Linked DNA regions of Mus musculus: regions 1 and 3 are each linked to region 2. Evidence: chromatin contacts called from ENCODE Hi-C or POLR2A ChIA-PET data. All regions are on one chromosome and are shown on one strand. The core of a region is the stretch at or near the end of the contact, and the rest is flanking DNA. Distances in the headings are between cores, read along the strand shown. Region 1 overlaps Fyn (Fyn proto-oncogene). Region 2 overlaps Fyn (Fyn proto-oncogene). Region 3 holds the start of Fyn (Fyn proto-oncogene).

The links. Hi-C counts contacts between places; a loop is a spot of excess contacts on that map. ChIA-PET counts read pairs that join two places held with the same protein, here RNA polymerase II (POLR2A).
Region 1: a loop to region 2 is called in a map of heart, with 1.8 times the contacts of the local background. The contact joins two enhancer-like sites. A Hi-C loop is called at or near these places in 3 of 37 maps with a recorded cell type or tissue (all heart). POLR2A ChIA-PET finds 5 or more read pairs at or near these places in 1 of 5 experiments (embryonic stem cell).
Region 3: a loop to region 2 is called in a map of heart, with 3 times the contacts of the local background. The contact joins the promoter of Fyn here to the enhancer-like site in region 2. A Hi-C loop is called at or near these places in 5 of 37 maps with a recorded cell type or tissue (T-helper 1 cell, heart and left cerebral cortex). POLR2A ChIA-PET finds 5 or more read pairs at or near these places in 2 of 5 experiments (Patski and embryonic stem cell).

The regions. Positions count from the first base shown.
Region 1 is chr10:39,448,896-39,452,701 of GRCm38, reverse strand. All of the region lies in intron 2 of Fyn (Fyn proto-oncogene), which reads right to left. Among named protein-coding and RNA genes, the nearest start is that of Fyn, 81 kb to the right of the region's middle. Within about 2 kb of position 2,121, at least 2 of the 3 ENCODE cell types and tissues checked have a DNase peak (open chromatin) inside an H3K27ac peak, as active enhancers do; they include heart, where a contact is called at or near this core.
Region 2 is chr10:39,403,840-39,407,749 of GRCm38, reverse strand. All of the region lies in intron 2 of Fyn (Fyn proto-oncogene), which reads right to left. Among named protein-coding and RNA genes, the nearest start is that of Fyn, 36 kb to the right of the region's middle. Within about 2 kb of position 1,334, at least 1 of the 3 ENCODE cell types and tissues checked has a DNase peak (open chromatin) inside an H3K27ac peak, as active enhancers do; it is heart, where a contact is called at or near this core.
Region 3 is chr10:39,367,810-39,371,702 of GRCm38, reverse strand. Fyn (Fyn proto-oncogene) reads right to left here and starts at 1,904. Exons shown (of 14, transcript NM_001122893.1): 1 at 1,513-1,904. It overlaps Gm31616 (predicted gene, 31616), which reads left to right and starts at 2,091. Exons shown (of 2, transcript NR_168583.1): 1 at 2,091-2,208; 2 at 3,098-3,893.

The sequences.
Region 1 (3,806 bases), core at 872-3,371, 44 kb before region 2:
TTTTATTCCAAGCTCTGCGGCATCTATGATGAATCAGGGTCATGGTAGACAGGGTTTGTCCATATCCTTTTTATCCAAGCAGCTTTGTCAAGGGGTGACCGGGTATCTTTTGCCAAAAGCAAACAAAAAACAGGATAGCTATCCCTTTTCAAAGTGAAGAAAGCCTAATGATTTCCTCCAATGAGCATCAGTAACCAGGGCACAGTGACCAACTGTTTGGGCAGAAATTTACCACTGGCAGCATTTTCCACATCTAACATCATGTCAAGTGACTCTCAGGCCATGTGGCAGTGTGTTCTTCCTCTCCAGTAACTCCCAAGGCTGAGCTATTTATCTACTGTAGGAACGAGCGCTGGACCTAGCACATAACTCTTTTATACTACAGCACATTTATCGCCATCTCATTAGGATTTGGATATATGCTTTTAGTTACCAGTAGAAACAACTAACGCATAACAAAGAGTGGTTTGTCTTCTGCATCTTTGTGCAGTCGTGAAGGAGTAATGCTGATTTTGTGGGCACTCCCACACAACAGTGCATAGCCCCCTTTGTACTCTCTGTTTCTAGGGAACACCAAGGCTGTGCATGACATCTGAACACACTATGAACAGGGATGGTTCTCATCAATGCAGGGTTATGCTCAATTTCTTCTTCCTAAGGGAGCCCTCGCATACACTTCCCCAGCCACCGTGCCTTAAGAGCAGGGCAACAGTCCCTGAAGGGGAGCCATCAGGATGGTTTAGGGCTTTGCAGGACACTAGCCCACTGACAGGACCTTTCACAGGAGTTGTCAAACCAAGCTTTCCCAGGTGACTGCTGTGAATACTCTGTGTATACTCAGGGTGGAGACCCCCAGACTCTTGCCAGTGACCGAGTCAACAATAAACTTACAGGTCAACATAAGCCAACGAGACAGAAGAGTTTACTTACTGGGAGCTTCCTGCTCTTCTGGGAGGATCTCTTTTGTCCGGTGTGTGTGTGTGTGTGTGTGTGTGTGTGTGTGTTTGTGTGTGTGTGTGTGTGTGTGTGTGTGTGTGTGTGTGTGTGTGAGTGATATGCCTGGGACGTTCACAGCTCTGCTGCTGTAGCCTGGGGATGCATGCTGCTGGTCCTGGAGCTAGGGAGAGCACAGGGAAGCAAGCTCAGTGTAGATGAGCCCAGCACCTCTGAGTTCCCATGCACTCCTCACTGCTTAGGTCTCCGTGAGTGGAGGAGCTCTCAATCCTGAGTAAGGTTATAAATGAGAGAGAGTGGCAAGGCCCTGGTCACGCCCCTTTCTGAGGAGTCCAACTCTGCAGAGCTTCATTCTGTTCAGGGAACTGACCCAGCAGTGCCCTGGTTACGGTGACCGTCTCGTGTCTGCATTTCCAGAAGCTTCCAACTCAGCTGGACTCAATCTGCTAGCGGATATGCTGAGCACTTCCCAAATTATCTTAACCAGAGTGGCCACTGGTTGCCTTCCTGAGAAGTCACATGGATGTCATTTCCTGTAAAGACAATAGGAGACTAACTGCTCAGCCCCAGCCTCCAATAGGGAAGGTATGTAATTACTGAAGGGTAAATAAGGAAGAGCTTGGGGCTTCTGGATCTGCTCCAATTACTTGTGGGATCCGGTAGGTGGGTGGGTGGGTGGGTGGGTGGGTGGGTGGGTGGGTGGGCTCCCTGGTCTGGAAAAGATCTGAGGGCTGTATCCTCTGCAGGCATTTATACCCTTTCACATGTTGCTGGGTCTCAGTAAAGACCCAGATTTCTGAGGAAAGCAAGCAGACTGGCCATTACACAGAGCCACATGTGGCTTCAGTGTCATTTTGATTCCCATGTAGGAGTTGTGTATAGTTGTGGAGGTCGGGAGTGTCCCACAGACAACTCTGGTGTTTCCTTGCTTGTCAGCCCCATTGGGGAGAGGCCTATGCTGGGATTTACCTGATTCTGTGTCTGTTGTGGTGGCCTGCTGAGAACGAGTCTTCTGTCAGGCAGTGAGACGCTGCTATCTGCCTCCCTCACAGCTTCTGCCGCAGCTGCCCACCTCTCAGACCCTTTCTGCTTTCCCTTCCCTGCCCGCTTCCCTACTTCCAATTTCCCCAGTCCCAGCAGCATCCTGTGCCATCAATTCAAGCTGCCCTGCTGCCATTCTGGCTTGCGCCTCATCCGCTACCTTCAGCTGGAAGGCAGGACCTCTCCTTGGTCACTGCTGTGTCCCAGTGCTTGTGCAGATCCTGGCATGGGACTAAGAGAGTGTCTCACGGGAGCTCCTGCTACTTCCTGTCTCTGGCTTCTCTCCCGCCTTACTGTATATATGAATATTTAGGGCACAGGCTGCTTAGGTCCCAACTACAACCTGTCATCTGGGAAGGATTTATAGCCTAGACCCATACTTCAAAAGTGAGAAATGTTTTACTGTGGCTAAGAAGCTTGTGAGAGGCCTTCTAAGCAGAGGGCAGCAGAGATGGGCATTTTAGCCAGGCTGCTAACCCAGCGCTTTGGCTGCTATGTCAACACTCGTGCACACACGCACAACAGTCTCTCCAGGGAGCCTACTATGCAGTGAGCACTCAAAAATATTTGTTGACTGGCTGAATAAATGACTGGGTCTCAATGAACGTTGCAAGGGGTTGATCAGTTTGTCATATAGTGGAATGCTCTCCAAAAATACCGACAAGGAATGGGGGTTACGAAGCTGCCAGCCAGAAACCAGACTCTGTCCCACACGGTCACTGAGTCACGTCCATCCCGGACTGTTGAATCAATGACACTATTAGAAAGTCCATGACTACCAGGTATGATGACACACACCTGTAATCTCAAAACCTGGGAGGCTAAGGCAGGAGGATTACAAGATGATGCCAGCTTGGGCTACACATTGCTAGACCCTGTCTCAAGATAAAACAAAATCAGTGAATAAAAAACAAAACAAAACAAAACAAAAAACCAACCCAAGTACCTATTATTTATAAGGTTGAACACAAGCAAAGAATAAGGTCTGAGAGAGGTGGTGAGCCCTTCCCTGCCTTCTCCACTCCCCTGTGGCTACTGCTGTCATGTGTAGAGCTGGCATCTTTTGAGCACAGTAACAAGAGATTTAAAACTCAGCCCCAACTCCACCTCCTCAGCACAATATTCTCTGAAGACCTATAGCCAAATGGTCCAAAGATGAGAGCTCTGAGTGGTCCACTGACACACTGAACAAGCACCATACAAACAAAGCTTCACCCACCGCCAGAGCCAGGACGGTTTGCTAGTGAACCATACCCACTCTGAGTGACTGCAGACTTCCCTCCTCCTTTTGGGTGGAGTCGGGGGCTGACTAACAGGGTACTCTGGGAAGGCCTCACTGACCTATGGGCTAGCCCCGCCTGCCAATTCTGCTTTCCCTCCAGAAAGCTATATGGCCTCAAGCAAGGCTGTGGTTTTATGATTTGCTGGAGTAGAAGCAAACAGCAAAGGGAGGAGGGGGAGGAAGGGGAGGAAGGGGAGGAAGGGGAAGAGGAAGATGAAGATGAGGAAGACAGAGTGGAGAACAGCATAGGAGGTACTAGGCCAGCAGGAAGGAAGTACTGACCAAACACAGACTAAGGGAATGTCAAAGTCAAACTTCAAAAGCTGGCTGCTCCTTTTATTTTGAGCACTAGGAAGACACTGCAGAGGCTCACTTGTGTGCAAGGAAAGCACGGGCAGGGCAGAGGTTCACTGTGTGCAAGGCATCCCAGAACCAGCCAAGAGTTCATTCTTGGCTCCTAAGAGGCTAAGTGTAGATTCCTGAGATTGTGGCTCTGAAATTAGATTGGGGGCTCATGGGCACTGAGGCA
Region 2 (3,910 bases), core at 85-2,584:
AAACTGGGACCCAGAGTGGAGAGAGGGGGCTCTGGCAGGCCAACTGACAACAGCCTTGTGAATGGGGAAGATGACACATCTTTTTAGTTCCTGAGGCGCCAGTGCCAAGCAAAAATGTTTACCCATGGCCAAACAGCTGGTTAGTGGGAGAGCAGCAACTGAAATCCAGATCAACTTCCCTTACACCTACCCTTCTAATTAATTTTATTATAAAACTCTATAGTCACATTAGCAAACACAAACAAGATTATGGGAAATCCCATAATCTCAGATCCCAAAGACAACTATTAGCATTCCAGTGTGGTTTCTGTAGGCTTTTCCCGCATAGGAATTTTGCTTTCAAAATTAAGCTTGTATTTCACAAGTGATTTTCTCTCCTACTTTCTTCTTATTTAGCAACCTAAACAGCTGTCCGGCTGACTTATTAATTTGGGCACTCCACATTTTAACCAAGACTGACCTGCACCCCATGGGGCTTTGCAGGTTGGTTACACGAGGCAAACTCAAGCATGGGACATTAGGGTTCTTTCCCACCTTTTTGGCAGTGTACAAGTGTTAGTTACAGAACAACAGGATGTTCCTCAAATTGGAAATATCACCCTCAAAAGTGTCTAACCCGCAATACTACTAGTCAACACATAATGAAAAGCTACGATATATTTATCTTGAAGGTTTCAGCATCAGTGATCTCGCTGGCCTGGAATCAAATGTATCTGACAAATGTTATTATTAATGAAGAGGGTCCAAAAATAACAAGTTAAAAAAAGCTGCCCTTCTCAGCCTCCAGAGACCACGTGCTTTTAATGGTTTACTGCTCCACTTTCCAATTCAGAAACAGCAACAAAGGAGCTACCGGTCCCCACGTCTACATTTGGAAGAACGGGAATTCTTTGAAAAGCAAGCATACTCCTTTAAAACTCAGAGTGGTCAGTCAGTCACTAAGGACTGTGTCACAGCTCAGAGCCATTGCTATTCTTCACGCCATAGACATTTCTTCTCATTCTGGTCAAGTGAATGAGGAGCCCCTGGGAACTTCTGAATTTTCATCAGGTACAGGTAGGAAGTAGAAGAGACTGCAATGTGTAAGTAAGTGTGCCGAATAGGAATGACACAGAGCATGGCTGGCACAAGGGGCCACTGTGACTGCACGGAGGTAACTGGACAAATATTTGCATGCTCCTGTGGCTGTTGTGAAAATTTTCTTAGAGGCCAAGACACCATGCATCTGACCTGGAAACAGACCTGTCTGAGCCTGGCAGCACATGCTCCCCAGGCAGTGCCTACAAGTGCTGCCAGCTCGAACCTGGTGAGGAGAGGACTGGGCATGCCCACTGCAAGCAAGACGGACTCTGCTCCCTCAGTGTAATGTGACTCCTGTCCATGAGGTCACTTGCTACTGTTTCCCTGGTGACAACTTAAAACCCCCTCACTCTTCCTCAGTATCCCACGGTTACTCCACTCTTCAAAAGGAAGCTTACTTCACCACAGCCCAGTGGTGTCCCTTTCCTGTCCAATGTTTAGCTAACCCTGCTTTCCACCTTCTCCCCAGACTTCTCTCTCCTCTTCAAAGTTACTGTTTCCTCATAGGCATGCCAATTGTTGACCCACACTTCGGAAACCAATCTGGTTTTATCCAGTGGAGTGGAGGGTGCACACACACTCTGACTCAGGAGCTCTACCCTCGCGATCTCTCACAGAGAAGCTGCTGTAGTATGCACACTCAATGCTCACGGCAGCACTGATGAAAATAGCACAAACATAAAAAAATAAAAACAGAAATGACCCAGATACCCACTGACAGGAGAAGATACTTAAAAACTGTGGTACATCTTAAAGTGGATACCATGGGAGACAGCAGTAAGATAAATTAATTTCATCATGGTACACAGATGAATCTTGAAAAAGGTCAATGGTATAAGAATATCACTTAATATGGCACTGAGAGGAGCAAAACTTCACAGTAGGTTGGTTATTCATGGAGACTGACTGAAAGCCTTGGACGTACTAGGAGAGTACTGTAACCACTGAGAAATATCTTCAACTCCAAGTTAAAACTTTCAGAGAAACATATTCTGTTAGATCTAGGTTGTCTGTGACTTCTTCAGAATAGTTCACAGCACCTGTAGAACAGCAGGAATCAGAGCAGCACAAGTTCATTTTCCTCCAATGAGTTTATTTCCATCAGACACAGAGACCATGCCGAACTGAAACAAGATCATGAAAGGTGATCACAAAAAGGTGAGGGGAGGCTGACGCTAGGGGAGGATGCTGGGGAGCACCCACTGAAGTGAGGGGAGGCTGACGCTAGGGGAGGATGCTGGGGAGGACCCACTGAAGTGAGGGGAGGCTGATACTGGGGTGTGGGGATGCTGGGGAGCACCCACTGAAGTGAGGGGAGGCTGATACTGGGGTGTGGGGATGCTGGGGAGCACCCACTGAAGTGAGGGAAGGCTGACGCTAGGGGAGGATGCTGGGGAGCACCCACTGAAGTGAAGGGAGGCTGATACTGGGAGCGAATGCTAGGGAGCACCCACTGAAGTGAGGGAAGGCTGACGCTGGGGGGCATTTATGCTGGGGAGCACTTACAAAGCTTGGCAGTTAGAGACAAAGACAAGTGGGTTAGAGCACAGGGCTGGGCTAGCAGGTCTTTCTGAATGCCACAGGAAACAGGGTAAGAGAACCAGTACAAAGTATCAGGTGAACCAGGAAGACTCCAACAGAGGTAGCCGACTGGGACACGGGAAGGCTGTGGGAGAGAAGCCAGCAGAGGTAGCCGACTGGGATACGGGAAGGCTGTGGGGAGAAGCACCTGAACTCGGGGCTTCCTCCAGGTTAGTGAACAACACTGCTGACTGCAACCCAGTCAGGAGACGGGCTGACAGGAAAGGAAGCAGAAATCGGCTGTGAGCTGCCTCAAACCTGCACTGATAGGGAAGGAATGGGGCTCCTGGGGTAAAGTTCAGGGGTAAGGATGGCTGCCGAGACTTTTATGGAAACAAGTGTAAGAGTCTCACTGAATTGCATTTTACCTCCCAGAGTCAGATGGAGACAACAAATCAGAAAAGTTGCATTCCCAACAGATAATGAGTCCTTTTTCCTGAACAGCACATTTGCTCTGTCGGTTTGAAGTCATCATTTCCCAAGCTTTTTATTTTTTTCCTCTAAACAATCTTACTCTGATATAGTAAAATCTATAAAAATAGACCCCGATCATCACCTCTTCGTCACTACAAAAAAAAGAGACAGGCAAAAGATACTACATTGGCTAGTAGTCAAAACTAATGAAATCCAAATATTTGGAACTCCAGTGAGCATCCTGGTCTTGCTCCAGCAGGTGATGGGCTCTGATCAGTGAGCATCCTGGGTTTGCTCCAGTGAGCATCCTGGGCTTGCTCCAGCAGTGGCTGGGCTCTGATAGTTGACTCATGGCCTCCCAGACTCACAGCTCAAAGTGGGCCACTACCACAACTGCTATGTCACCTGCATATCTGAGGGCTATTCCACTGTTTTCCCACGATCAAATTTGCTTTTTCTTTTTTCCATAAGCAGCAGCTGAATGCACGTCCAGCTCTTTCATAATGGGAAAAGGTGCTTCTTCATTAACATTTTAAATTATTCTTTTCTCTGGTCTAGAAGGCCTACTTTTAAAAATATTCTTCTAAAGATGGACAAAATCACCCCCAGACAAAGAGTCTCTTTGCTTGTTTTAAATTAATATAACACTGAATCCTGACAGAGAACTACAGAAGAAAGCCAGGCAGAGAGGAAGGAAGGCTTCCTCTGGCCTGCTGTATAAATCTCCTACCCAGTAAAGCTGGGAAGTAAGCCAATGCTTGGCCAACTCGGCCCAGTGACAGGGAAAGGCCAGTCACGACCCAGCTCCCACTTGGGGCTCCCCTGCTTCAGGTGC
Region 3 (3,893 bases), core at 655-3,154, 37 kb after region 2:
GTAGAGCCAGACAGGGAGACTGAGCACAAAGGGTGAGAGGCCGGATGTGAGCTTCCAAAGTCAACCTTGAAGCAGACAAGTGGTACACCTCCAGGGTCTTCCAAACGCCAGCCCAAGTGCTTGCTATCCATGGCCCCAGTTTCTTAAATAAAAGGGCTAGGCAGCATTGCTGGGCAGACCAGAGCACATTTCAAAAGACTTCACTCAGCAAAGAGGCCTTGGACTTTAGGGAATCCAGTCAGGCTGCCTCACTCGTGTTAAACAGTTTGATTCTGACTCAGACACAAAATTCTTCTGATCCCTCATCAATTTATCCTGTCTCAGGTATCAGTAACTATCCCCCAAGAAGAAAAGGGGGGAAATGAGGGATAGGGGAAGGTTCCTTGAAAGTATAGCAACTCCTAAAACAGCTGAAATAATCCCCCCCACCACCACCTTAAATAGAGAAAACTGCAGTTGCCACTCAATGCTACCAGTCTGTAAACACAGCTAAATGCCTGCACCTGCCACCCGGGATCCGGGAGCCTTCATTTTTTGGTAAGTGTGGCAGAAAAGACTAAGAGATCAACTGCTTCACCAGAAAGAAAGGGACGCCCCAGGGATGAGACACAAGAAGCATGGTGCCCTGGGTACTTTATGTGTCTCTCCTCTATGAACTGAAAGGGCTCTTTGTGTCACACACACACTCACACACACACACACACAGAATGAGTCTGATTTATTAGAGGAAGGAGGGGCAAAACGGGTGATTTTATTATCCCTCCTCCCAGTGAGTCCCAGCAAACGCCTCCTGGGCCCAAGCTTGGTGGCCTCTTTCTAGCTCAGTCAGTCCCTGTGGCCTCAAAGATAAGAGAGCCTAGAGGAGACCAAACAAAACCGTCTACCGACCTAGGGAAGTAGGGAGGAAATCCAGCGTGTCGAGAAGGGAGGAGAAATAAGCTTGAGAGAGCAAAAGGGGTGGGGGGACAGAGGAAGAGGAGGCAAGGCCAGACACAGGGGAAAGGGGAAGGGTGGGTGGGTGGTAGCACAGGAAGGGTGAAGGGGAGGGTGGGGGAAGTGCAAGGGAGGTTCCAGAAATAGGCAGGAGGATGCGCTGGGGAACGGCAAGGGCCACCGAGGGAGGAAGCCGAGAGGTGGAGGAGTGGGGCAGGGGTTGGGTGGGGAGGAAAGCAGCACGGGGCATCAATTATTAAGTGATTACATCATCCCTGACATTAAAACAACACACACAGCCCTGGTCCCCGCGGGGGGCCGCGAAAGGAGGGCGGGGGCGGAGCTGGGCCAACCTCACCCCCAAGCCAATTCCTATTTTCCACCCGGCACCCGCCGGCGGCCGAGGAAAGACACCCCGGTGCCTGCGCAGCCTCGGGGCGGCACCCCGCATCAGTGTCCTGCGTCGCGGGGCGCCCTGGAGGCTGCGCGGCGGGACCGCAGCGGGAGCAGCCCGTGCGGGGGCGCTGGGCCGGGCGTCTCCGCAGCATCCCGAGGCTCCGCGCATCCCCTGTCGCTTACCTGCTTGGCTTGGCGCTCAGCTCCGGAGCACATTCACATGGTCCTCTCCCCGCCCTCCTCCGGCGCGGCCCAGGCGGCTCCCGCGGCTCCGCGGCGGGGCCCAGGAGCTCGTGGGCCTCGCGAAGCGCCGAGGGGGCGGCGCCGGTGTCCCCGGCCCGGCAGCCCGGTCCCTCCCTGGCGCGGGTGGCGGCTTTGTGTGTGCCCGGGGAGTCCTCGAAACGCTCCGGCTAGAGGCGGCCTCGCTGAGCTCTTGACCAGCGGGCGGGTCTCGGAGGCCCGGCGCACGGCGACCCCTCCTCCTCTCTGCGGAGCCCCCTCCCCGCCGGCTGCGCTCCTGACAGATGGCGCAACTGCACCGACGCGCCGCCGCCACCGCCGCGGCTTCTCGCAGCTACTCTCGCTGATGCTCGGGCTGCTCCGGATCCCGAGGGGTTCGAGAGGGGGCGGGACACGCCCTGAGACTGTCAGGTCTTTCTGCCCTATCAAAGGGCCCGCTGAGGGCTGAGCGCCGGCAGCCATTGGTGAATGCGTCGGAGGCGGGACGGCCATGGGTGGGGCCGCCGAGTGGGTTGAGCTTTACAGTGGTGGCGGGCAGCCTGCGGTGCGCACGGCCACAGGGTGTGTGAGAGGATGCGAGGTTGGCGGAGAAGGAAGAGTTGTGTGTCTGAGGATCGTGTGGAGTTGCGAGTTGGTGAGGTGGGCAGGAGAGTGCGCAGGGAATGAGCTGCTTTCCACTTTGCCAGTGGAGACTGGCACCTGCCACTCCAGCCTCACAGCCATGGGAACCTATTTCTCCAAAGAGATAGCCTCGCCTTTGAGAGTGGGAGGATAAAATGGAAAGGTGTTAAGAATGGCGATGGCAAATTAGGGAAGTGAGGAGCAAAGTAGAGAAGTACCATTGCAGAAACTGGGAAAGCTAGGACCAGCAAACGCACAACAAATAGTAAGAAATTAATGACTTGTTAGTCTCATTTTCTTGGGTACCCAAATATGCTCCCCGCCCCCCCCCCCACACCTACCCCAGGAAAAGTGAAAGAGAAGTATGACTGAAATTCAAGGGGCCTGCAACAAAGAGTCCCAAAACCACCCAGTAGAGATTGCTTGTGCTTTTCCCTAGCTGTTTACCAGTGGCCATTGCTCGTCTGGCTCCTTGGGGCATTCAAACTTCTCTTGGTTTTCTTGTTTTCGCTGGTGGCTGAGCTGAGCTTTTTGCTCAGATTTTCCTTGACGAAATAATAGCCGGGTTGGTCTGCAGTCTTTATTTCCGATTCAGCTTTTCTATGGCAGGATGTAACTTCATAAAAAGAAACATTTTGCCTTCCTGATTTTCTTTATAGGCAATTCCTGTTTACTGAGAACTCTGTTTTAAGACATGTTCAGAATCATTTTCTTTAATGATTTTGGTAAGAAACTCATCCCTCCCCCTCAGCAAATCTAATCTTCTAAGAAGTAAGTTTAAGCGAAGCAGCCTTGGCTTCCTTAGGCGCTCAAGGTCTGTGTTATCTTTCCTGCTCAGTACATTTCCCCTGTAGTTTAAAAATACCAGTCTCTTTTGCTGACTTTTTTTTCTTTGTCTTTTCCGCAGTGCTCTTTTGAGAAATTTGCTGCTATTCAGTAAATGATCCTCATGTGATGGACGAGGAAACTGAGGACAAGAGAAGGTGACACTGAGGAATTCCATGTCCGATCTCTTCCTGAAACCTGGAGCAGATGGTACTAAGTCACTCCATTGTTAATAATTTCTTTGAGAGGAGTCTCATTTTTGGCATCTGCAGCATAATAGCTTCTTCACGTAATTAGTGGACCAATAAGAGGCAAAATGATTAAATGACAAATTAACCAACTCCCAGCAAGACTCTGTTCTGTTTTTTTCTCTTTACTTACTTTTGAAAAAAATAAATAAAAACAAAAAAACAGGAAAACCCCACAACTCTTCCTCCGGATAGCTTTAAAGGGATTCTGTCTCCACAAGAAGATTTGCTGATGTTGTGAACAAGTGAGAAAGCCCTGGAAAGATGTTAGCATTATTTCCCATTTTGATCTGCTCCCAAAGGTCATCAAAGTAGATTTGACTTAAACAGTGTCCTCAGCCTACCCAAGGCAAGCCATGCTTTGTTCTAAACCTGAAATTTTATTTTCTTACAGGCAGTATCTATTACCCAACAAATGGAGAGACATTGTTCTAGAATTTCTCTTAGATTTGGTTGTTATTTGCTTGGGTTTTTGTTTGTTCTGTTTCTCTCACCTTTAAGTCCCCTGTTTCTAGTCTAGTGTTCTTTTTTGGTTTGTCTAATCTGTGTTTCCTGTTTTGCTTTCAATGTATATTTAGTGTTATTAGCTAAGCTGTTTCCCATTTTGAGATTTTTGTTTTCTTACCAATC